Regions from separate parts of the Homo sapiens genome. Here region 1 is linked to region 2. The links are chromatin loops, found by intact Hi-C in ENCODE. Cell type or tissue: endothelial cell of umbilical vein. All regions are shown on one strand. Links, peaks and the distances in the headings refer to the core of each region. The heading gives the core; the rest is flanking DNA.

Region 1 (12,090 bases), core at 5,869-8,368, 110 kb after region 2:
TCCCTCACTCACTCATTCTCACTCTCACTCATTCCCGCCCTCATTCATTCATTCCCGCCCTCATTCATTCATTCCCACCCTCATTCATTCCTTCCCTCCCTCACTCATTCCCTCTCTCATTCATTCCCTCCCTCCCTCACTCACTCATTCCCTCCCTCACTGATTCCCTCCCTCACTGATTCATTCATTCCCTCCATCACTCATTCATTCCTTCCCTCACTCATTCCCTCCCTCACTCATTTCCTCTCTCATTCATTCATTCCCTCCCTCCCTCACTCATTCCCACTCTCACAAACTCATTCCCTCCCTCACTTACTCATTCCTCCCTCATTCATTCCCTCCCTCATTCGTTCATTCCCTCCCTCATTCATTCATTCCCTCCCTCCCTCATTCCCTCCCTCCCTCATTCATTCATTCCCTCCCTCATTCATTCATTCCCTCCCTCATTCATTCCCACCCTCCCTCATTCATTCCCTGCCTCCCTCACTCATTCCCTCCCTCACTCATTCATTCCCTCCCTCCCTCACTGATTCTCTCCCTTATTCATTCCATCCCTCACTCATTCCCTTCCTCCCTCATTCACTTCCTCCCTCACTCATTCATTCACTCCCTCCCTCATTCATTCATTCCCTCCCTCCCTCACTCATTCCCTCCCTTACTCATTTATTCCATCCCTCACTCATTGCCTCCCTCCCTCATTCCCTCCCTCTCTCCCTCATTCATTCATTCCCTCCCTCATTCATTCCCTCCCTCACTCATTCCCTCCCTCACTCATTCATTCCCTCCCTCACTCATTCCCTTCCTCCCTCATTCATTCATTCCCTCCCTCACTCATGCATTAATTCCCTCCCTCACTCACTCATTCCCTCCTTCACTCATTCACTCCCTCCCTCCCTCACTCATTCCCCCACCACCTCCCACAGGGTCCCCAGCGGGCATTTCCCTGTCAGGCACCTGCAGCAGGAGGGGCAGCCACACACCCTGGGTCTGCCTGCCTGGGAGGCGCAGCCGTGGGGATGTGGGTCCAGGGCAGCAGGGGCAGCCTCCCCCAGAATCCAGTCCCTGGAAGCCATGCACAGCCCTGTCCCACCAAGACCAGCGGGGGCCTGGCCTGGCTGCAACTCCCAGGCTCAGAGCCTCCGTGGCCTGTCTAGACACCTGCTGTCCTGGCCCCCAGCCTTGAGGTCCTGGGAATCTGCTTTTTTTTTTTCCTTTTTTTTGTGAGATGGAGTCTCACTGTGTTGCCCAGGCTAGAGTGCAGTGGCGCCATCTTGGCTTACTGCAACCTCCACCTCCTGAGTTCAAGCGATCCTCCTGCCTCAGCCTCCCGAGTAGCTGGGATTACAGGCGTGCACCACCACACCCGGCTAATTTTTGTATTTTTAATAGAGACGGGGTTTCACCATGTTGGCTAGGCTGGTCTCAAACTCCTGACTTCAAGTGATCCGCCCACCTCGGCCTCCCAAAGTGCTGGGATTACAGGTGTGGACCACCACGCCCAGCTGAAATCTGCATTCTTAACCAGCCCCCTGGGCAAGCCTGGCAGAGGGATATGGCCCTTTGGCTTCCTGACATGGGCTAAGGTTCCAACGCCATCTTTCTGGCGAAGATGCCAGCACAGGGCTGTGTGGGGAGGCGTCAGCCAGTAAAAGCCGTGGCTGAAGAAAAGCAAGACAGCCACGGGCCTCGGTGGATCCCGCTGCAGCCTCAGGCACAGAGAGGGCAGGGCTGGTGAGGTGGGGGGCTTGTCATGAGTGGGGCTTGGGGAGACTGACTGGATGTGGTGTGTGGCTGGGGAGGGCCTGGGCCTGAACCTGTGGGCCATGGGAGCCATAGAAGGTTGTGGAACAGGAGAAGTAAGACAAGGCCCTGGTTCCCTGTGTGTGTGTGGTGAGGGACTGAGGAGACATGGCTCAGGCATCTAGAGAATTCCTGTCCTGGTGGGAAGTAGTGCCAGGAGGGGCTGGGGTTTGGGGAGGCTGTGGCAGGTGAGGGTGAGGGACATGGAGCAGGTAGGGGTGAGGGTCATGGAGCAGGTGGGGGTGAGGGGCATGGAGCAGGTGGGGGAGGGAAGAGGCTCCCTCAGTTGTGCATCCTCAGCCCACAAGTGTCCTTTGAGCAGCCTGCACCTGGCACACGTTTTCAAGGAGAGGGGACTTGTTGGGTCCAGCTCCCTGGGTACAAAGGAGAAACTGAGGCTTGGAGAGGGTGGGGGGTTTGAATCAGTAACTATAAGATCCTGGGCAAGGCTTGTGGCTGACTGTGCCAGGCACGCGCCCACCTTTGCCCTGGTCCCCTTGGGAGGGGAGCAGGAAGTGTGATGCAGAGCTGCCTGCGGTAGGGCGGGACCTCCAGTGCCCTGGGTGCCCCCTCCGGGGCCTGCTGGGGCCAGGCTCTGCACAGGGGTTTGAGAGCAGAGGCCTCTTCACTGAGGGCCGATTCCCCCAGAGGAATAAGGGCCTCTGCAGTAGAGTGAAGGTGGACCCTTACCCCGGAGCACGCACAAAAACCAGCTCAAAAGTCAGCCTCGGGCCAGGCGCGGTGGCTCACGCTGGTAATCCCAGGACTTTGGGAGGCTGAGTAGGGCAGATCGCTTGAGCTCAGGAGTTTGAGACCAGCCTGCCCAACATGGTGAAACCCTGTCTCTACTAAAAATGCAAAAATTAGTTGGGTGTGGTGGTGCACGCCTGTAATTCCAGCTACTTCGAAGGCTGAGGCAGGAGAATCTCCTGAACACGGGAGGCAGAGGTTGCAGTGAGCCGAGATGGCGTCACTGCACTCCAGCTTGGGCAACAGAACGAGACTTCATTTAAAAATAAAAAGAAAAAAAAATTCACATATCTGAGAAGGAGTTATTATCCAGGATAATAGGCTGGGCGCGGTGGCTCACGCCTGTAATCCCAGCACTTTGGGAAGCTGAGGTGGGCAGATCACTTGAGGTCAGAAGTTCGAGACCAGCCTGGACAACATGGTGAAACCCCGTCTCTACTAAAAAATACTAAAGTTAGCTGGGTATGGTTGTGCACACCACTCCAGCTCCTGGGGAGGCTGAGGCACAAGAATCGCTTGAACCCGGCAGGCGAAGGTTGCGGTGAGCTGAGATTGCACCACTGCACTCCAGCCTGGGGGACAGAATGAGCTTCGTCTCAAAAAAATAACAAAAAAATCTGGGATATAGAAAATCCCTACATCAATAAGAAAATGGCTCTGGAGGGCCGGGCGCAGTGGCTCACGCCTGTAATCCCAGCACTTTGGTAGGCTGAGGCAGGTGGATCACCTGAGGTCAGGAGTTCAAGACCAGCCTGGCCAACATGGTGGAACCCCATCTCTACTAAAAATACAAAAATTAGCTGAGCATGGTGGCAGGCGTCTGTAATCCCAGCTACTGGGGAGGCTGAGGCAGGAGAATCGCTTGAACCCAGGAGGCAGAGGTTGCAGTGAGCCAAGATCATGCCATTGCACTCTAGCCTGAGTGACAGAGTGAGACACCGTCTCAAAAAAACCAAAACAAGGCCGGGCGCGGTGGCTCAGCACTTTGGGAGGCCGAGGCAGGCAGATCATGAGGTCAGGAGATCGAGACCATCCTGACTAACACGGTGAAACCCCGTCTCTACTAAAAATACAAAAAATTAGCCGGATGTGGTGGTGGGCGCCTGTAGTCGCAGCTACTCGGGAGGCTGAGGCAGGAGAATGGCGTGAACCCAGGAGGCGGAGCTTGCAGTGAGCGGAGATCTCGCCACTGCACTCCAGCCTGGGCGACAGAGCGAGACTCGTCTCAAAAAAAAACAACAAAAAAAAAACAAGCAAACAAAAAAAGACTCTGGTTCCTGCCCCTCCAGCCCGGATGTACCTCACTTCCTCCTCCAATTCAGGACACGCCCTCGACTCTCTGGGGGTCTCCCCTGCAGCTCAACCAGCCAGGATGAGGGTTTCAGAAGATACTGCTCAGAGGCTGTGACCCAGCTGTGCCCCGATCCTACTGTGCTCTGCAGGGCTCCTCCCGAGCTCCCTGGGGGAACCCCCTAACTGTAGAGGCCTGGGCCCTCAGCCTCTGGCTGGCCCCAGAGAGTGCAGGGGGTGTCTTCTAGTCTCAAATTCCCCAGGCTGGGAGGCTCAGTAGGGAGAAGGAGCAAAGCCCGCTCCCTCGCTCCTGACTGTGCCGCTTCCTTGGTGGTGGTCACCAGGCTCACAGGTCCCCATCCGCTAGAAGAATGGTGGGGGTAGGAGCAAAGTCTGGGGCCGTTTCTGTTTCCCTGTGCCGTGACCTACAGCTTTGATTTTCTGCACTCTCAAAGAGGTGGGCCTCATTGGATGCCTGTCACTGCCAATCCCCAAATTGATCACCTCTGTCGCGGAAGAGAGAGGCCGGGACCAGATTGGGGTGAGGGATGGGTCTCCAGTCCTGGTCGTGGCCAGCACAGTTGGAATGACCGTCGTGAGCACTGCAGAGAATAAAGAGAGCGCCCGGTGGAGTCGTGGCAGCCCCTGGAAACCCATGCAGGGAGAGTCCAGCCAGGAGCCAGGACTTTTTGGCCCCCAACCCTCTGAAACAGACGGAAAAGCCCACAGACCGGGGTGCATGGGGCGTGACCTTTCCTCCTCCCACCTGGCCCTGCGTGCAGCATTCTTGTCCTGGTACATGTGGGCGGGTCAGGTACCCTCCTCTCTCTCCCCGACTGCAGCCTGTTCTGCCTCTGATAGATGCTGCTAAGACCAGGAGCCCTTGGATAGGGCAGGAGTGGCCTGCCCATGCCGTATTCCCTCCACGTCGTCCCTCTGCCCAAGCCTGGCTCCTGCACACCTGGGCTGCTTCCTGCCTCCATGCCTTTCCCTGAGCAGTGCCCCACCCACATGCCCCGCCCTCCCACCTCACCCGCCCGGTGGCTCTTTCCGGCCTCCTCTAAATCGCAGCCCTTGGCCGGGCACAGTGACTCACAACCTGTAATCCCAGCACTTTGGGACGCCGAGGTGGGCGGATCACTTGAGGTCAGGAGTTCAAGACTAGCCTGACCAATATGGTGAAAACCCATCTCTACTAAAAATACAAAAATTAGCCAGGTGTGGTGGCAGGCGCCTGTAATCCCAGCTACTCAGGAGGCTGAGGCAGGAGAACTGCTTGAACCGGGGGGGTGGAGGTTGCAGTGAGCTGAGATCACACCACTGCACTCCAGCCTGGGTGACAGAGAGAGACTCCGTCTCAAAAATAAATAAATAATACATTTAGAGACAGGGTCTCCCTGTGTTGCCCCGGCTGGTCTCAAATTCCTGGGCCCAAGGGACCCTCCTGCCTCGGCCTCCCAAAGTGCTGGGATTACAGGTGTGAGCCACCATGCATGGCTAATTTAATGTAATTTGATTTAATTTTGAGACAGAGTCTCACTGTGCCACCCAGGCTAGAGCGCAGTGCTGCAATCCTGTCTCACTGGAGCCTTGACATCCCCAGTCTCGAGCGATCCTCCCACCACAGCCTCCCAAGTCGCTGGGACTACAGGTGTGAACTACCACACCCTACTAATCCACACCCCGCTAATTTTTGTACCTTTTGTAGAGACTGGGTTTTACCACGTTGTCCAGGCTGGTCTGTAACTCCTGGGCTCAAGCGATCGTCCCACCTCAGCTTCCCAAAGTGCTGGGATTGCAGCGTGAGCCACTGTGCCCTGCCCACTCTATAATTCAACATTTTTATTATTGTTTGTTTTAGTTTTTTTTTTTTTTTTTTTGAGACAAAATCTCACTCTGTTCCCAGGCTGGAGTGCAGCGGCGCAATCTCGGCCCACTGCAACCTCCTCCTCCTGGGTACAATCAATTCTCCTGCCTCAGCCTCCTGAGGAGCTGGGATTACAGGCGCACACCACCACGCCTGGCTAATTTTGTATTTTTACCATGTTGGCCAGGTTGGTCTCCAACTCCTAACCTCAGGTGATCCACCCGCCTTGGCCTCCCAAAGTGCTGGGATTACAGGCATGAGCTATCATGAGCCATCATGCCTGGCCTATTTTTTATTTTTTGAGATGGAGTCTCGCTCTTTCGCCTAGGCTGGAGTGCAGTGAGGCAATCTTGGCTCACTGCAACCTCCGCCTCCTGGGTTCAAGCGATTCTCCCGCCTCAGCCTCCCGAGTAGCTGGGTTGACAGGCACCTGCCATCATGCCCGGCTACTTTTTGTATTTTTGTAAAGACGGGGTTTCACCATGTTGGCCAGGCTGGTCTGGAACTCCTAACCTCAGGTGATCCACCCGCCTCGGCCTCCCAAAGTGCTGGGATTACAGATATGAGCCACTGTGCCCGACCCAACTTCATATTTACTCTCTGTTGTTTTCAAGACAGCAGAAGCTCCCTGAATGTGTGTTCATGCTGGGCCAGCACCGTGCTGGGGTAAAGGAGGATCCATTCCGGCCACCACCTCCGTCCTGAGCTGACAGGCCGCTGGGGAGATGGTCAGCAAGGGGGGAGTTGCTGCAGAGCCAGAGCCACACTATTGTGAGGACAGTGAAAGAGGCCCCAACACCCTCACAGGTCCGGGCAGCCTTCCTAGAGGAGGTGGCATTGAGGTGGGCATGGAGTTTCCGGGATGCAGCGGTGAAGGGTGAGGTCAGAGAGAGTGGGCCAGGGCGTGGTTCAGAATGGCCAGGCTGAGGGCTCAGGGGTGGGGGCTGCCTGAATCGAGCCCAGCAAGGAATTCGGACTCCCCCCTGCCGGCAGAGGGGCACCAGAGTAGGGTCTTCATAACACAAGCGATTGGCATTCTGCTTGGATCAGAGCTGTGGAGCAGCTGGGAGGGGCAGGACCCTCGCGGGAAACCTCTCAGCCGAACTCCTGCAGAAATCTGGGGTGTGGGGGCTCGGTGGTGTGGACAGGGCCACGCAGAGAGGTGGATGGAGGGGTACCTGGGACTCAGACTTGCAGGGAGTGGGAGGGCAGGGGGAGTCCAGGGTGACCCCCTGGCCTAGCGTTTGCGTGGCTGGGGGATGCCGGGTCCGCAGGTCTGGGTGGCCGAGGGTCGAGGGGGGAGCTCAGGTTGGGTCCTGCTGGGCTCCCGGAGCCTGGGACCCGGTGGAGTGCAGACCTGGCTGTCCCGGCTGGGCAGGTGCGTGAAGCCCCATGAGGAGGCGGCCCGGGAGGGGGCGGGCAGAGGCAAGAGGGCTGTGCCGGGACCCAAGCGACGGCAGCAGGGGTCAGCAGAGGGGCCTGCGGCGGGGTGGACGCTGGAGCAGGAGACCAGGGGAGGTTTGTCAACAGGGCTCCACAGACGGCCAGCCGGGCAGAGCTGCCGGGAGTCCGTCCGCCTCCTGGGCTGCCTGCCGCCCCCTGCTGGCCCTGCCGTGAAACGCTGGTGCCTCAGGGGACACGGCCATGGCCCTGGAGTGGGTGTCACCGTGGGGCCGCCCCCGGGAGGGGCTCTGCCTGAGCCTGTGGAGACCCCTCCAGGGACACCGGATGCCTGAGCCCAGAGCCGCGCCTGCAGAGTGGGCTGTGCTTGTGTTGGGGCACGAAGGACACGCTTTGGCCAGGACAGTGGGGCACTGACTGGTGTCTAAGATGCTTGAGGCAGGGCAGGCAGACCTGCAGTCACTCCTCTGCAGAGTCGCACACCGGGGCGTGTGGGCTCTCAGCCCTCACCCCACCCAGCAGGAGGGCGTGGGGAGGCGGGGCAGCGGGTTGGACCAGGTCTCCTGACATGGGGCTGCAGCCAGGTGGGGTTGGGCTCCTGGGATTCCCATGCGCGTGGACGGTGGGTCAGATGCTGTAGCCGCCATCTGAAGCCGACGTGTGAAACTTCAGCTTCTTAGCAAGGTAGACTGATGCTTTTTTTTATTTTTTAAGACTGAGTTTCGCTCTTATGGACCAGGCTGGAGTGCAATGGCATGTTCTCGGCTCACTGCAATCTCTGCCTCCTGGGTTCAAGTGATTCTTGTGCCTCAGCCTCCCACGTAGCTGGGATTACAGGCGCCCACCAGGCCTGGCTCATCTTTTGCATTTTTAGTAGAGATGGGGTTTTGCCATGTTGGCCAGGGCTGGTCTCCATCTCTTGACCTCAGGTGATCCGCCTGCCTCAGCCTCCCAAAGTGTTGGGATCACAGGCGTGAGCCACCACACCCGGCCTCCCGCGCGACCCTGGCACTGTTAAAATTTTTTTTTTTTTTAAACAAACTTCAGCTTCTTAGACGGGCTTTCAGGGCTACAGAAATCGCTCACGTTTTACACCCGCTTATGTAAGTGTGTGTGCGCTGGAGCGGGTGTACACAGGCATGTTCACTGCACCTGTATACAGGTGCAGGCGTTTCAGGGGGGCATTAGCTACACAGCATTTCTCAACCTTTTGGAAGCTGGGGTAATTTGGCTCTGAAACCTGTTCCCTGGGTCGTGCCCTCTTGCGGATCCAGGAGAGCAGGGACATTTGCCTGTGCGTTCACTGCCGTATTCTTGGTGTCTGGAGCAGTGCCTGACCTGTGGCGGGTGCTTAGTGAGTTATCCGTGCAATGAATGAATGAATCAATGAATGAATGAATGAATGAATGAACGAACCAGCCGGAACCTTGCTGGCCGTTGACTGAAAATGTCTGGATTCAATTGACTGAATCAAACAGACTTAGAGCTTGAGAGGGAAAAATTATTTCACTTAGAAAATAAAAGTTATCTCTGCAGGACTAGACATGAAAGGAAAAAAAAAAGAAAAAAGAAAAAAGTTCTACCTTTGCCCCCGCGGTTCTCAGGTTTCACCTGACGTGGTGAAATACGCTGTAGGTCACATGCGTAGGTTTGGCCGCTGGCCGTCCAGTAGTCCTCCCACCCCGGGGGACGGGTGCGGGGGGTGACCCGGTGAAGAGGGCAGGGAGCTGGGGCAGCCTGCTGTGCGGAGCTGGGGGAGGAGGAGGGAGCCCTGGGGGACAGACAGAAGGACCATCGAAGGAGAAACCCTGCTGGCCTCGGGACCTGGAGGAAAGAACCAGGGCCCGTGCTCCTTGGGCCAGGATCCGGCGATTGGACGGAACCTCTCGGATTCCCCAGTGCTGTGAAATCCACTTGGGGCCATCACACCCTTCATTGCTGTGCTCCCTGGCAGAACTCGAATGCAGCGTGAGCTGGGCACTTTTCCCAGGGTTTGCTCTAGGTCTGGGTCTCCCATCAGCTCCCCCGGAGCAGAGCCTGAGGCAAGGATTCTTGTTCGGGGGCATCTTCCTCTCAGCACCGTGCTTTGGGAATCGAGTGATGGTGCTGAGTGAACCCCTGAGTGAACATCTGTGGCTTCCTCCCACCTCGTCTCTGGATGCACTCCTGTTCGAATGGTACCTGATCTTCTTCTGTGTGAGAATTTTCTCTGGGCACAGTCTGTCCAGGAGGGGACACGAGTACCCCTAATTTCACTAAGTGTGGCTGAATTATCTTCCAGGGTGTCTGTACATGCTTGTCCCCTCCCCACGGTGGCGTGCTCAATGGTGGCTCCCCACAGATATGTCCGTGTCCTAATTCCCGGAGCCTTTGGGTCTCATGTAGCCAATGATGTGAAAAAGTGAAGGATGCTGAGAGGAGATCATCCAGGTGGGCTCTGAACAGTATCCTGTGCATCTTTCTAATAAGAGGGGTTCACCGGGATCCTGTGCATCTTTCTAATAAGAGGGGCTCACCGGGTGCGGGGGCTCACGCCTATCATCCCAGCACTTTGGGAGGCCAAGACGGGCAAATCACGTGAGGTCTGGAGTTTGGAACTAGCCTGGGCATCATGGTGAAACTCCGTCTCTACTAAAACTACAAAAATCAGCCAGGCGTGGTGGCCTGTAATCCCAGCTACTCCGGAGGCTGAGGCCTGAGAATCGCTTGAACCCGGGAGGTGGAGATCACGCCATTGCACTCCAGCCTGGGTGACAGAGTGAAACTTCACCTGAAAAAAAAAAAGAGGGTTCCACAGAGGGGACGCAAACAGGAGGGGACAGCGTGGCCATGGAGGCAGCAGGGAGTGGCACAGCCATCATGACAATAAGAAAAGACAGGACTTAAACACATAAATAATTTCCACTGTTTTAAACTACCATGTTTGTGGTAATTTGTTACAGCAGTGGCAGGAAATTAATACACCCATCTTTAGGACACAAGCGTTCCCCTTTCTCAGGCTAGACACGGTGGCTCACACCTATAATTCCAGCACTTTGGGAGGCCCAGGTGGGAGGATCATTTGTGCCCAGGAGTTTGAGACCAGCCTGGGAAACACAGTGAGATCCCATCTCTACAAAAAACTAAAAAGACACAGACATGAGCCACTGTGCCTGGCCTCCGAATTATGTTTCTTTGCTATATTTTGAAATGGCCCTGCAAAGCCATCTTTTGTGGGGGGAGATATGCGTCTATAAGGAATTTCAGGCCGGGCACAGTGGCTCACGCCTATAATCCCAGCACTTTGGGAGGCCGAGGTGGGTGGACCACGAGGTCAAGAGATTGAGACCATCCTGGCCAACATGGTGAAACCCCATCTCTAGTAAAAATAAAAAAATTAGCTGGGCGTGGTGGCGGGCACCTGTAATCCCAACTACTCAGGAGGCTGAGGTAGCAGACTCACTTGAACCCAGGAGGTGGAGGTTGCAGTCAGCCGAGGTCATGCCACTGTACTCCAGCCTGGGCAACAGAGCAAGACTCTGTCTTAAAAAAAATAATAAAAATAAAACGCTTCCCTGCCACAGCCCTTGGCATTGGTACGCTGACCTGCCAGGCATTGGACTGTGGTTACCCACAGGTTACCCACGATTTCTGTCTGACCTGGCTACAAATAGGCCATTCCCAGGACCCACCTCTTGAGCCCAACAATTTGCTAGAGTGGCTCACAGGACTCAGGGAAATGCTTTATTTACTATTACAGATTTATTACAAAGGATATGTAAGCCAAAAAGTATTTGAGATACGTCTCAATCAATTTAGAAGTTTATTTTGCCAGGGTTAAGGATTTGGCCATGACACAGCCTTAGGAGGTCCTGAGAATGTGTGAAGGTGTCTGGGCTACAGCTGTTTTTTTTTTTTTTCTGGAGAGAGAGTCTTGCTCTGTTGCCAGCTGGAATGCAGTGGCACTGTATCAGCTCACTGTGTTAAATATAGTGAACTCCGAGTTTCTCTTCAAAGAATCAGCATGTCAGTTTGTTCAGCTCTCTTATTCTTTGATTCTCCATTTTAAAGCTTAACTTCCTGGTTCTTTGCTCCCTTGCCTCTACTTTCAGTAAACAACTTTCCCACCAGTTCTAATCAGTAGCTCACATCTCTTCCCTGGTCATCTGCTCTGCCCTGAGTCACCCTGTCACCTGCTCTGCCCTGACACATCCTGAGTCACCTGTTCTATAACTGTCCTTCCTGCCAAACTACTCACTCTGCCACTCCGACTCGTACCCCTGCTCTCTTTAAAATAGCCAATTGGAATTAGCTTAGACTGTGTGGTCCAACCCTAGCCAATAGGGGAACCACACAGCAGGAGGGGCTGCCGGCGTCAGGGATAAGAACCCCTTCCCCTCCCCTGTCCAGGTGTGCTCTCGCCATTGCTCCATCCGTGAGATGCACCCTTCTATAGAAGTAAATTGTCTTGGGGCTGGGCATGGTGGCTCACACCTGTAATCCTAGCACTTTGGGAGGCTGAGGCGGGTGGATCACGAGGTCAGGAGTTCGAGACCAGCCTCACCAACATGGTGAAACCCCGTCTGTAGTAAAAATACAAAAATTAGCTGGGCGTAGTGGAGGGCACCTGTAATCCCTGCTACTCAGGAGGCTGAGGCAGGAGAATCACTTGAACCCGGGAGGTGGAGACTGCAGTGAGCCGAGATCACACCACTGCACTCCAGCCTGGGTGACAGAGCGAGACTCTGTCTCAAAAAAAAAAAAAAAAAAAAATGTAAATTGTCTTGGTGAGAAAATTTTTGGTCTGAGTGTTAGTTCTTCTTTTTGGCATGAAGGAACAAGCATTTGTTTCTAACAACTGCAACCTTTGCCTCCCATGTTCAAGTGATTCTCCTGCCTCAGTCTCCCAAGTAGCTGGGATTACAAGCACCTACCACCATGCCTGGCAATTTATTTTATTTTATTTTATTTTTTGAGATGGAGTCTGGCTCTCTGTTGCCCAG
Region 2 (12,090 bases), core at 3,519-6,018:
TTGCATAGTTTTTGTAGGGATGGGGTCTCACTACATTGCCCAGGCTGGTCTTGAACTTCTGGGCTCAAGCAATCCTCCTGCTTCAGCCTCCCAAAGTGCTGGGATTCCAGGTGTGAGCCACTGTGCCTAGCTGTTTCCCACTCTGATTTGACACAGTTCCTGCATGAGAACCAACCTCTGGCCAAGTGCCTTGTTTTGTGTTTCTATAGAGACAGGGTTCTTGCTGTAGCCTGGTCTGGTCTCAACCTCCTGGGCACAGCGATCCTCCCTCCTTGGCCTCCCAAAGTACTGGGATTCCAGGCATGATCCACTGCGCCCGGCCAGGTTTTGAAGCGTTTTGTAGTGGTCGGTTGCTTTCCACACAGAGAGCTTGTTAGAATATTCACGCTGTAGAATATATCTGGGATGTTTCGTCTCTTGATGTTTACGTATTTATTTTAATTTTAAGACAGTAAAGTTTTTATGTGCAGGCTCATTTATGTAGCATCGAGACTGAGTCTCGCTCTGTCACCCAGGTTGGAGTGCAGTGACTTGATCTTGGCTCACGGCAACCTCTGCCTTGTGCAGGTTTAAGTGACCTGCCTCAGCCTCCTGAATAGCTGGGATTACAGGCACCCGCCACCACGCCTAGCTAAGTTTTTGTATTTTTAATAGAGTTGAGGTTTCGCCATGTTGGCGAGGCTGGTCTCGAACTCCTGACCTCAGGTGATTCTCCCTCCTTGGCCTCCCAAAGTGCTGGGATTACAGGCGTGAGCCACCACGCCTGGCCCCTATGTAGCACTTTTAAAGTTAAGAAATCAAGGTTTTGTTTTGGTTGATTTTTTTCTTTTTTTACAAGGTTCCTAATAGTGTTATGAACAGATGTCTTTATTCTGAAGTATGCAAAATGGGAAAACAGGGAAAATACAAGTCAGATTATATATTCACAGACTGGCGGGAGGTGGTATCAGGTTCTACTTGCTTCCTGTGGGCTGCTGGCGGAGGGTGGAGGGCGGAGGGTGGTCCATTCCTGCCTAGGGGTGAGACAGCAGCAGTTGCGGTCTTGAAGTCTTCATCCCCTGATCTTTTGGAAGGAGCTGATTCTCCAGGGACCTTCCTGTTGAAGGCTGCTTTCAGCACGGAGATCCTTGTGAAGTCTGTTTTCCTTTATTTTTTCAACAGTGCTTAGCCTAGGCGATAAATTAAAAAAAATTTTTTTTAAGGACGCTAGAAACTTTAAATACTGAAATGTTTTTAATTGTACATTAGTTAAATAGTGTTTGTTTTGTTTTTGTTTTGAGACGAAGTCTCTGTCACCCAGGCTGGAGTGCAGTGGCGCCATCTCAGCTCACTGCAACCTCCGCCTCCCAGGTTCAAGCGATTCTCCTGCCTCAGCCTCCCGAGTAGCTGGGATTACAGGCGCGTGCCACCACGCCCAGCTAATTTTTGTATTTTTAGTAGAGACGGGATTTCTACATGTTGGTCAGGCTGGTCTTGAACTTCTGACCTCGTGATCTGCCCGCCTCGGCGTCCCAAAGTGCTGGGATTACAGGCATGAGCCACCGCGCCCGGCTGTTTTTGTTTTTTGAGACAGGGTCTTGCTCTGTGCCCTGGGCTGGAGTGCAGGGGCATGAACACGGCTCACTGCAACTTGAACCTCCAGGGCTCAAACCATCTTCCTGCCTCAGCCTCCTGAGCAGCTGGGACCACAGGAGTGCTCTATCACTCCTGGCTAATTTATTTTATTTTATTTATTATTTTGTTTTTGAGACCGAGTCTCACTCTGGTTGCCCAGGCTGGAGTGCAGTGGTACGATCTCAGCTCATTGCAGCCTCTACCTCCTGGGCTCAAGTGATTCTCCCACTTCAGCCTCTGGAGCTATAGACTCTCTACACCACGCCTGGCTAATTGTTTTTGTATTTTTAGTAGAGAAGGGGTTTTGCTACATTGTCCAGGCTGGTCTCAGTCTCAAACTCCTGGACCCAAGAGATCCTCCCACCGCAGCCTCCCAGAGTGCTAGGATTACAGGTGTGAGCCACCACACACCTCGGCTCATTTTTAATTTTTTTGTAGAGATGGAGTCTCGCTGTGTTACCCGGCCTCAAGCGATCTTCCCACCTTGGCCTCTCCAACGTGCAGGGATTATAGGTGCAAACCACCACACCCGGCCATAGTGTTGTTAAGGCAGGTTGATGCCTAAACTTGAAATAATGTAGTCAGCCCATTTTGGTTAGGATGGTGATGTACTTCAAGGCGGTTCTGAAAGTGCATAATTGAATTGGTTTTTAAGCCACTGTTTTCCGCAAATGGGGCTTTCAAAGGCAGGTATTTGTCTAGTTGATGTCTGGGCTCAGCCCCTGATTTCCCTTGGTCAAGCCCCTTATCTGCCCAGACCTGGGATCCTGAGTTGCAAGTAGGGCCACTGCTGCTTAACTCTGGTGTGGGGGTCCTGGAAGTGTGAAGACGAGCACCCAGCCTGTCTGACCCCACTCCAGTGTTGAATACAGGGCACTGATTGGCAGCACTCTATGTCACCCAGGCTGGAGTGCAGTGGCGTGATCTCGGCTCACCGCAACCTCTACCTCCCGGGTTCAAGCGATTCTCCTGCCTCAGCCTCCCAAGTAGCTGGGATTACAGGCATGTGCCACCACGCCCGGTTAATTTTGTATTTTTAGTAGAGATGGGGTTTCTCCATGTTGGTCAGGCTGGTCTCGAACTCCTGACCTCAGGTGATCCACCCGCCTCGGCCTCCCAAAGTGCTGGGATTACAGGCATGGGCCACCGTGCCTGGCCAGGTGATGCTTTTAATGCATAAAGATAAAGCATCTTTTTCTCTCTTTTTTTTTTTTTTCTGAGACAGGGTCTTGCTTTGTCACCCAGGCTGGAGTGCAGTGGTGCCATTACAGCCCACTGCAGCCTCGACCTCCCGGACTTAAGCAGTCCTCCCACCTTAGCCTCCCAAAGTGCTGGGATTACAGGTGTGCAGCCCTGCACCCGGCGAGAAAGCATCTTTTCATAACTGTTTCTTTTTTTGGAGATGGAGTCTCGCTCTCGCTTTATCTACCAGACTGGAGTGAAGTGGTGCGATCTGGGCTCCTGTATCCTCTGCCTCCTGGGTTCAAGCAATTATTGTACCTCAGCCTCCTGAGTAGCTGGGATTACAGGCGTGTGCCACCATGCCTGGCTAATTTTTGTGTTTTTAGTAGAGATGGGTTTCACCATGTTGGCCAGGCTGGTCTTGAACTCCTGACCTCAGGTGATCCGCTAGCCTTGGCCTCCAAAAGTGCTGGGATTACAGACATGAGCCACCGCGCCCGGCCTCATAAGTTTTTGTTGCGGAGTCTGGGTGTCTTGGTGTGGACTCAGCCTCACTGCTAGGCACAGGGTGGTATCCAGTTCTTACAGGGATGGACAGTGCTGTAGTAAGCGCCTGCCTCTAGGTGGTCACTTCAAGCTGTGCTCAAGTAGCAGTTCCATAACATCATTACAAAAATATTAGCCTGCTGTCTGAATGGCTTACAGTTTATAATTGAGGGTGGTAAGTGGGGCTAAGATGCCTGTTTGGTGTTTTGTTTTGGATACCTGGGTATATGCACACATAGTAAGGAAATTTCCTTATTTTATTTAAGATTTTGTTTGTAGCGTGTGAATGACTTGCTTCGACCGGCCCTTTAGGAAGTGTCTGACAGGCTGCCTCCCCTGAGATCTCTCCTCCATAATTATCCTTCATTCCACGGGAGTGGGACTTTCTCATCGCTGAACAAAGGGAATAGCCAGTTTGTCCTATTGAAGTACCCGTTCTGGTTCTCATTAAGGGTTGCCTCGGAATTTGTAAATAAAGGAACGTTCAGAATAAGGACAGGGCCTTCCTTTTCTTTAGTTCATTGGTTTTTAAAATTTCTATTTTGGCTGGGCGCGGTGGCTCACGCCTGTAATCCCAGCACTTTGGGAGGCCGAGGCGGGCAGATCACGAGGTCGGGAGATCGAGACCATCCTACATGGTGAAACCCCGTCTCTACTAAAAATACAGAAAAATTAGCTGGGCATGGTGGCGGGCACCTGTAGTCCCAGCTACTTGGGAGGCTGAGGCAGGAGAATGGCGTGAACGTGGGAGGCGGAGGTTGCAGTGAGCCGAGATCGCGCCACTGCACTCCAGCCTTGGCGACAGAGCAAGACTCAAAAAAAAAAAAAAAGAAATTTCTATTTTGGGTGTTGATACTACCAACCTGTTATTTTACACATGAATGTGTATCAGAGAGCAGAGACCCTTAGCCCGTATCAGGCGTTGCTCTTGGTTGTGGCTGGAGGTGCTGGGGCTGAGCTGTGGGGCAGAGCAGGACTGGGACCCCAGGAGGGCCCCCCGCTGCTGGCGTCTCCTTTCCACGGCAGGCTGGCACCTCGCTCCACCCCTGCCTGCTCAGTTGCTGCCTCTGTCAGCCCCCCCTGGGGGCAGCCCCACCGGTACCAGCTCCTGCGGACGCCTCTGCCGTCACCCCTCCCTCCGTGGAGGGTGACCTCCTACAGCCCCTGCTGTCATCTCTTCTCTCTTCCTCATCCTATGGCTCCCCAGGTCACTTCTCGGCGTCCTCTATCCTCTGTGGGCACCCCCTCCGGTGCCTGCCCCCGTGGGTGCCCCCACTGTGCACCCTTTCCTAGGTGGGTGGCTGCCCCTTGTTGCACCCCACGCCGTGCCGGTCCTGTGGGCATCAGCGTGATCTCGGCCCCGCCCCGCCCCGCTCGGGAAAGGCCTTTTGTTCCGCGCGACACGCCCCTCCGCTGCGCGCCCGCGATTGGCTGTCCCGGGTCACGTGTGAAGCCCCGCCCCCGTGGGAACCGTCCTGGTCGTTGGGGGGGGGGGCAGCTCCCATGTGGGCGTGGCCTTGAGGCCCCGGGGGTGTAGCTGAGGGGCAGGCGCTTGCTTTTCTCTTTAAACAGATTGCGGTAAAGAAATAGAAAAGGCGCCCCGCGGGACCCCGGGCCTCTCCAGGGTCCATCTTTTTTTTGTTTTTCTTTTGAGCCAGGGTCTGGCTCTGTCTCCCAGGCTGGAGTGCCGTGGCTCGATCTTGGCTCACTGCAACCTCTGCCTCCTGGACTCAGCTGATCCTCGTGCCTCAGCCTCCGGAGTACCCAAGCGATCCATATGCCTAGGCTTCCCAGAGTCCTGAGATTACAGGCCTGAGGCACCATGCCCAGCCTCTAGGCCCATTTTCATTGGGAAAAAAAAATACACGTGGCCTGCAGCTGTGTAGCCACAGAACGAGTGGCCATCTGCCAGCCCACCCCTGTCCAGAAGAGCGCTCCTGCACTGTGGCCCTGCAGCCACCCTGGGTCTCGTTCTCAGAAAAAACAGGCTTGCCCCATTCCTGTGGTGCCACTTTTCCAGATTGACACACAGACACAGGTTTGTCCTTTTTTTTTTTTTTTTGACAGGGCCTCACTCTGTCGCCCAGGCTGGAGTGCAGTGGTGTGATCTTGGCTCAGTGCAACCTCAACCTCCTGAGCTCAAGTGATCCTCCCACCTCAGCCTCCAAAGTAGCTGGGACCATAGGCGCACACCACCACGCCCAGCTGAATTTTTGTATTTTTTGTAGGGGTGGGGTCTTGCTGGTTTCGAACTCCTGGGCTCAAGTAATCCACCCACCTCTCCTCCCAAAGTGCTGGGATTACAGGAATGAGCCACTGCGCCCGGCCTCTGTCTTCTTTCCAGAGCTCTGTTTGGCGGTGTCACCTGACAGACCTGACACTTCCCGCTTGCCCTGTGCGCCTCCCCAGGCCTCTGTCGTCCGGCAGGTGCAGAACTCCTGTCTGGATGGGTCCGGGGTGTGCCTAGCTGGGTCTCCACTGTGCATTCTGTGAGTAACTGGTGGGAGGAGAAACTTTTCCAAGTATCCATTTCTAAGATTAACTGTTGCTGCTTGTATCTGGCGGGTCTGGAGTCTGATCTTTTTTTTTTCTTTCTTTCTTTTTTTTGAGATCGAGTCTCCCTCTGTCACCCAGGCTGGAGTGCAGTGACACGATCTCGGCTCACTGCAGCATCCACCTCCCGGGTTCAAGTGATTCTCCTGCCTCAACCTCCCGAGTAGCTGGGATTACAGGCGTGCGCCACCATGCCCAACTAATTTTTGTGTATGTGTGTATTTTTAGTAGAGATGGGGTTTCACCATGTTGGCCAGGCTGATCTCTTAACTCCTGACCTCAGGTGGTCCACCTGCCTCAGCCTCCCAAAGTTCTGGAATGACAGGCGTGAGCCACTGTGCCCGGCCAGGAGTCTGATCTTTCTATTAAAAGATCCTCTTGCAATATTTAATTTTAAAATGTTGAATGCCTTAGGACCTAAGGCGTAGGTGAAAGTTCCACTCACTTCAGGGTGTGTAGAATTTGCTGTTTAAACTGATCTCATGATGAGCTTGGGCTTTGGGAGCAAGAGGAAAGCCCACGGCCGGCCTGGGACGTGCGAGCAGTCTTTAAAACTCAGAGGCATCCGGGTGCAGTGGCTCATACCTGCAGTCCAAATACTTCAGGAGGCCTAGGCAAGTGGATCGCTTGAGCCCAGGAGTTTGGGACCAGCCTGGGAAACAGCAAGATTCTGTCTCTACAAAAAAATTAGGCCGGGCGCGGTGGCTCACGCCTGTAATCCCAGCACTTTGGGATGCCAAGGCAGGCGGATCACCTGATGTCAGGAGTTCAAGACCAGCCTGGTCAACATGGTGAAACCCTGTCTCTACTAAATATACAAAAATTAGCCAGGCATGGTGGCAGGTGCCTGTAATCCCAGTTACTCGGGAGGCTGAGGCAGGAGAATCGCTTAAACGCAGGAGGCAGAGGTTGCAGTGAGCTGAGATTGTGCCACTGCACTCCGGCCTGGGCAACAGTGAGACTCTGTCTCAAAAAAAAAAAAAATTAGCAATATAGCCCGGCATGGGAGTACGCCTGTTCCTCCCATCACCCCCAGCTGTTTCAGTGCTGTGCTCTGGGCCCCCCACCTATGCCTGCGTCCTTAAGCTGGAAGGGAGTCGTGTACACTGCCTGTCTCCTAAGCCCGGTGGTTCTCGCACGTTCCCTGGGAACCAGCCGGCAGTGCAGATCCACGGGCCTCGTCCACACCAGCTGGGGGGACCACATGGGCCACGGGCCTCCTAGGTGATTTTGATGCATGTGGCTCGCAGTCTCGAGAATGTGTTAAGGGGGTCTGGTGGACCCTCCTTGGGTTCAGGTGAGAGCTTCCTGAGGGAAGGGCAGCTTCTTGCACTCCAGGATCTGGCTGCCTCCTATCCTCTGGTCTCGGTGGGTCCAGGGCATTGGAGCGTGAGGCAGAGCGGTGCCCATGTGCTGGGTGTAATCACGTGGCTCTGCTCACTGATTGTCTCGGATGAGTTTGAGAACCGTGTTTGTCACCCGACCCCCGGGGGCTCGTGCGTCCCCTCCTTGGGCATCCGTGAGCAATGGCTCTGTGCTTTCTCTTAGGTATTCCCTCTCACCTCCTAGGTGTCCGTAAGAGTAAGGCATTTTCTTAAAACTTTTTCCAGTTTCTTTTTTTTTTTTGAGATGGAGTTTTGCCCTTGTCACCCAGCCTGGAGTACAGTGGCGCGATCTCGGTTCACTGCAACCCCCGCCTCCCGGGTTCAAGTAATTCCCTGCCTCAGCCTCCCGAGTAGCTGGGATTATAAGCGCCTGCTATCATGCCCGGCTAAATTTTGTATTTTTAGTAGACCAGCCAGGCTGGTCTTGAACTCTTGAGCTCGTGATCCACCCGCCTTGGCCTTCCAAAGTTCTGGGATCACAGGCGTGAGCCACTGTACCCAGCTGCCTGGCTGGCTGCCTGCCTTCCTTCCTTTCTCCCTCCCTCCCTCCCTGTCTTTCTTTCCTCTCCCTCCCTCCCTTCCTTCCTCGCCTCCTTTTTTTTTTTTTTTTTTTTTTTTTTTTTGAGACAGGGTCTTGCTCTGTTGCCCATGCTGAAGTGTGGTGGCACAATCACGACTCACTGCAGCCTTGGCCTTTTGGGCTTTAAGCGATCCTCCCTCCTCAGCCTCCCAAGTAGCTGGGACCACAGGTGTCCACCACCACGCCGGGCTAATTTTTAAATTTGTTGTAGAGATGGGGACTCACCATGTTGCCCAGGCTAGTCTTGAACCCCTAGCCTCAAGCAATCCTCCTGTCTCTGCCCCCCAAAGTGCTGGGATTACAGATGTCAGCCAGTGTGCCAGTCCTTCCTTCTAAGTCTGAAAAATACCCCACTGTGTGGCTGGAAGCCCGCGTTTACCCCATTGTGTGGATAGAAGCCCACGTTTACCCTGTCTTGTGGACGGAAGCCTGCGTGTACCCCGTCACGTGGATGGAAGCCCGCATTAACCATGTTGTGTGGATGGAAGCCCGCGCTTTCCTTATTGACTCCATTGGCGCCCACTTGGGTGGTTTCTGCCTCTTGGCTCTTGCGAATGACGCTGCTGTGAACATGGGTGTGCAGGTGTCTCCTGAAGACCCTGCCTCCAGGTTTTTTGGATGTGTACTTAGGAGCAGGATCGCTGGGTACCAAGGTAGCGTTGTAATTTGACTTTTGCTTGGCTGGCTCCTGGGGACCCTGAGAGCCAGCCAGGCACCCCTTCTTCTGCCTCTGTCGACCCTCAGCTTTCAGTGTCTGGCACATCACAGGTGCCCAGCGGAGCCTGGGTCGGCCTCTCTGAACTCTGTGTCTCTGTTTCCTGACCTTAGAGGATGGGGCTAGACCTGGTGTTGCTGAATCGCTCTTGGTCCCCAGCCATCCCTGGCTGGAGCTCCTAGTGCCCAGGCTGCAGCCCTGTGCACAGTGAGGTGGGCGGGGCCCTCACGGAGCTCCCCAGTTGGAGCTGGAGGTGAAGGTTTCAGTCCTTACATTTGGGGGCCTGCAGTGACGGCCCATGTCATCCTCTGCCTTGGCCCTTGGGCCACTCAGGGTGATTCTGTGACCAGCCAGGGCTCGACACCATTGATGACTCAGGGTCCTCTGTGCGTCCCTTTGCCTCCTTCTGGAGTGACCTACCTGGAGGCGCCCAGGAATGCCAGAGCGGTTTGTGTCGTCTCCTTGTCTCCGTCGCTGCTGCCTGCCTATGACTTGAGCCTTGGCAGCTGCTTCCCCTCTCCACTGCACCCCATCGTGCTTCAGGAGCTGCCTGTGACTCCCCAGGAGCATGGCTCTGGGCCTGCAGGTGGCCCATGGGATGGTGATGCTACCTCACCTGTGTTCCCCACCACGCCATCTGCCGCCTCTTCTGCCCATCCCCCTCGTGTCCCCCAAGCCGCGTCCAGGGCCCTGTGCTTGTTCCCTCCCCTACCTCCCTCCTGGGGTCCCTGAAAGCAGCAGGACGCTGGGCAGGAGGGGCCCCCACTTTGTGACTGCGACGGGTAAGGAAGGTGACGCAGCCTGCGTGCAGGGCATGAACTCTCATTCCCACACAGGTTTAAAGGTTTATTTGGAACATTAGGAAGGATGAGCTTTGTGGAAATTCAGCATTGTGTTTCCTGCTGTGTTTGGCTGACTGGGGGTTTGCGATGGTCTGTGTTTCTTACTGTGTTTGACTGGTTGACTGGGGGTTTGCGGTGGTCTGTGTACCTGGGCGGTTCCACATTTGGGGACAGGTGCTGCGTCCAGTGTGTCCGTCCTTCTGATTAGAACAGGAATCTGGAAGAAGGGAAGGGAATTCACTGCTTGCCACGTGCTGACAGGGCGTGGACCCAGGGAGCTTAGGGCTGCCTCTGGGTCCATGATAACCAGGCATTGCGTGCCTCTCTGCTCCCCAGGTGTCCCTACCTGCACCGGACGACGGGGGACACAGAACGCAAGTACCACCTGCGTTACTACAAAACAGGAACCTGCATCCACGAGACAGACGCACGTGGCCACTGCGTGAAGAATGGGCTGCACTGTGCCTTCGCGCACGGCCCCCTGGACCTGCGGCCGCCCGTGTGTGACGTCAGGTGAGTGGGCATCCACGAGTGGGCACTTGGCCTGCCTGCTGCTGTGGGCTCTGCTGGATGAGCAGGAACTCGGCAAGTGGCTCGCCTCCCTGCTGCTGCAGGCTCTGCTGGCCCAAATCTCTCTCCTCCAGAATTTCTTTCTGAGTCTGGATGTTAGTCCTTTTTTTGCTTTTTTTGAGACGGATTCTCGTTCTGTCACCCAGGCTGGAGTGCAGCGGCGCGATCTCAGCTCACTGCAAGCCCTGCCTCCTGGGTTCACACCATTCTCCTGCCTCCGCTGCCCGAGTAGCTGGGACTACAGGTGACCACCACCACGCCCAGCTAATTTTTTTTTTTTTTGTATGTTTAGTAGAGATGGGGTTTCACCATGTTAGTCAGGATGGTCTCGATTTCCTGACCTTGTGATCCACCCACGTTGGCTTCCCAAAGTGCTGGGATTACAGTGAGCCACTGCGCCTGGCCTCTGGATGTTATTTCTTTCTTTTCTTTTCTTTTTTTGTTTTTTGAGATGGAATCTCGCTCTGTTACCCAGGCTGGAGTGCAGTGGCGTGATCTTGGCTCACTGCAACGTCTACCTCCTGGGTTCACGCCATTCTCGTGCCTCAGCCTCCCGAGTAGCTGGGACTACAGGCGCACACCACCATGCCTGGGTTATTTTGTTGTATTTTTAGTAGAGACAGGGTTTTACTGTGTTAGCCAGGATGGTCTCCATCTCCTGACCTCATGATCTGCCCGCCTCGGCCTCCTGAAATTCTGGGATTACAGACGTGAGCCGCTGCACCTGGCCTCTGGATGTTATTTCTAATGAGACAGTCCTTCAGCTCTTCTCACTGTGTGTTTCTCTTCTGGGCCCGGAGGGCAGCTCACTGGGGTTGAGGCTGTGAGGCACTGCTGCTTTCCAGGAGAACGAACTCAGCACACAGTCTGGGGCAGACAGTCCTTCAGCTCTTCTCACTGTGTGTTTCTCTTCTGGGTCCGGAGGGCAGCTCACTGGGGTTGAGGCCGTGAGGCACTGCTGCTTTCCAGGAGAACGAACTCAGCACATGGTCTGGGGCTGCAGAAAAGCGAATCCTGCCCACACAAAACTCCGCTCTTACTTGGGTGGGGCTGAGCATAGTGGCCCATACATGTAATCCCAGTGCTCTGGGAGGCCAAGGTGGGAGGATCGCTTGAGCCCGGGAGATGGAGACTGCAATGAGCTGTGATTGCGTCACTGCACTCCAGCCTGGGGGACAGAGCCAGACCCTGTCTCAAACAAGACAAAGCAAACAAAATGAAGTGGTTGGGATTTGGATGAGGACTGCGGGCCAGGACAGCGGAGCGCCACACACTGAGACTCCGTCCTGAACCCTTCGGCAGCAGCCTCTCTGTGCAGTGGTGGGAGGGGAGCGTGCCCTCCAGTGACCTCGTTTCAGCTTTGGAGGCTCCAGATGCAGAGCTGTGACCACTGTGTCCTCGGCTTGCAGGGAGCTGCAGGCCCAGGAAGCCTTGCAGAACGGCCAGCTGGGCGGCGGGGAAGGGGTCCCGGATCTGCAGCCTGGGGTCTTGGCCAGCCAGGCCATGATTGAGAAGATCCTGAGCGAGGACCCCCGGTGGCAAGGTAACTCCACGGCCGCAGCTGAGGGCGGTGGTGGGGGGGGCGGGCACAGCGCGAGAACAGCTCGGGCCACTTGGTTCCCTGTGCCTTTCAGTTTACGTGCAAGGTGATCAGATGGGGAAACCGAGGCTCGTGGAGTCCAATACCAAGCCCTCCCCAACAGGGGGTGGGTGCCGAGTGGGATTTGGGCCCAGGCGCCTTCCCCCGCACCTGCTCTGAATCTCTGCGGCAACTGGCATCTCAGTGGGGCCAGCCATTGACCAAGTGGCCGAGGAGGTAGCACAACTCCCACCGGAACTCGTGAGGCGTCCTGTCCCAGAGCCGGGGCGCCCACCAGGCACCCACCAGGATGCTCAGCAGAGCCCCCAGCCCACCAGGCACCCACCAGGATGCCCAGCAGAGCCCCCAGCCCTGCGCCTCTCTGGGGTGGTGCTCTAGACAGCAGCTTTCAAATCCCTGAGCTTGGCCAGAAACATATGGACCAGGGGGCTGTCCCTCGGGGCTGGGGGACCTGCATTCCTGGCTGGCACACAGATGAGGTTATATGCAGGGGAGATTTTGAT

The links. Peaks named below come from ENCODE experiments on the same cell type or tissue, not always from the same donor. Only the 100,000 strongest peaks of a DNase experiment are listed, where the experiment ranks them.
Region 1: it touches region 2 in a loop (2.3-fold over the local background); 29 of 110 quality-filtered maps call a loop at or near these places.

What each region holds. Positions count from the first base shown.
Region 1 is chr16:1,296,291-1,308,380 of GRCh38, reverse strand. It overlaps UBE2I-AS1 (UBE2I antisense RNA 1), which reads left to right and starts at 8,776. Exons shown (of 2, transcript NR_198996.1): 1 at 8,776-9,285. RefSeq lists silencers at 7,035-7,084, 7,255-7,404. In endothelial cell of umbilical vein, for the core only: a CTCF peak has its summit at 7,313 (motif pointing left); a DNase peak (open chromatin) is centred at 7,310.
Region 2 is chr16:1,401,008-1,413,097 of GRCh38, reverse strand. UNKL (unk like zinc finger) reads left to right here. Exons shown (of 15, transcript NM_001372107.1): 3 at 9,754-9,930; 4 at 11,397-11,530. It overlaps UNKL-AS1 (UNKL antisense RNA 1), which reads right to left and starts at 4,704. Exons shown (of 2, transcript NR_188570.1): 1 at 4,206-4,704; 2 at 847-1,169. RefSeq lists silencers at 4,281-4,430, 4,701-4,770, 4,821-4,870, 4,749-4,926. In endothelial cell of umbilical vein, for the core only: no CTCF peak of the experiment used is centred there; a DNase peak (open chromatin) is centred at 4,847; H3K4me3 peaks cover 468 bases.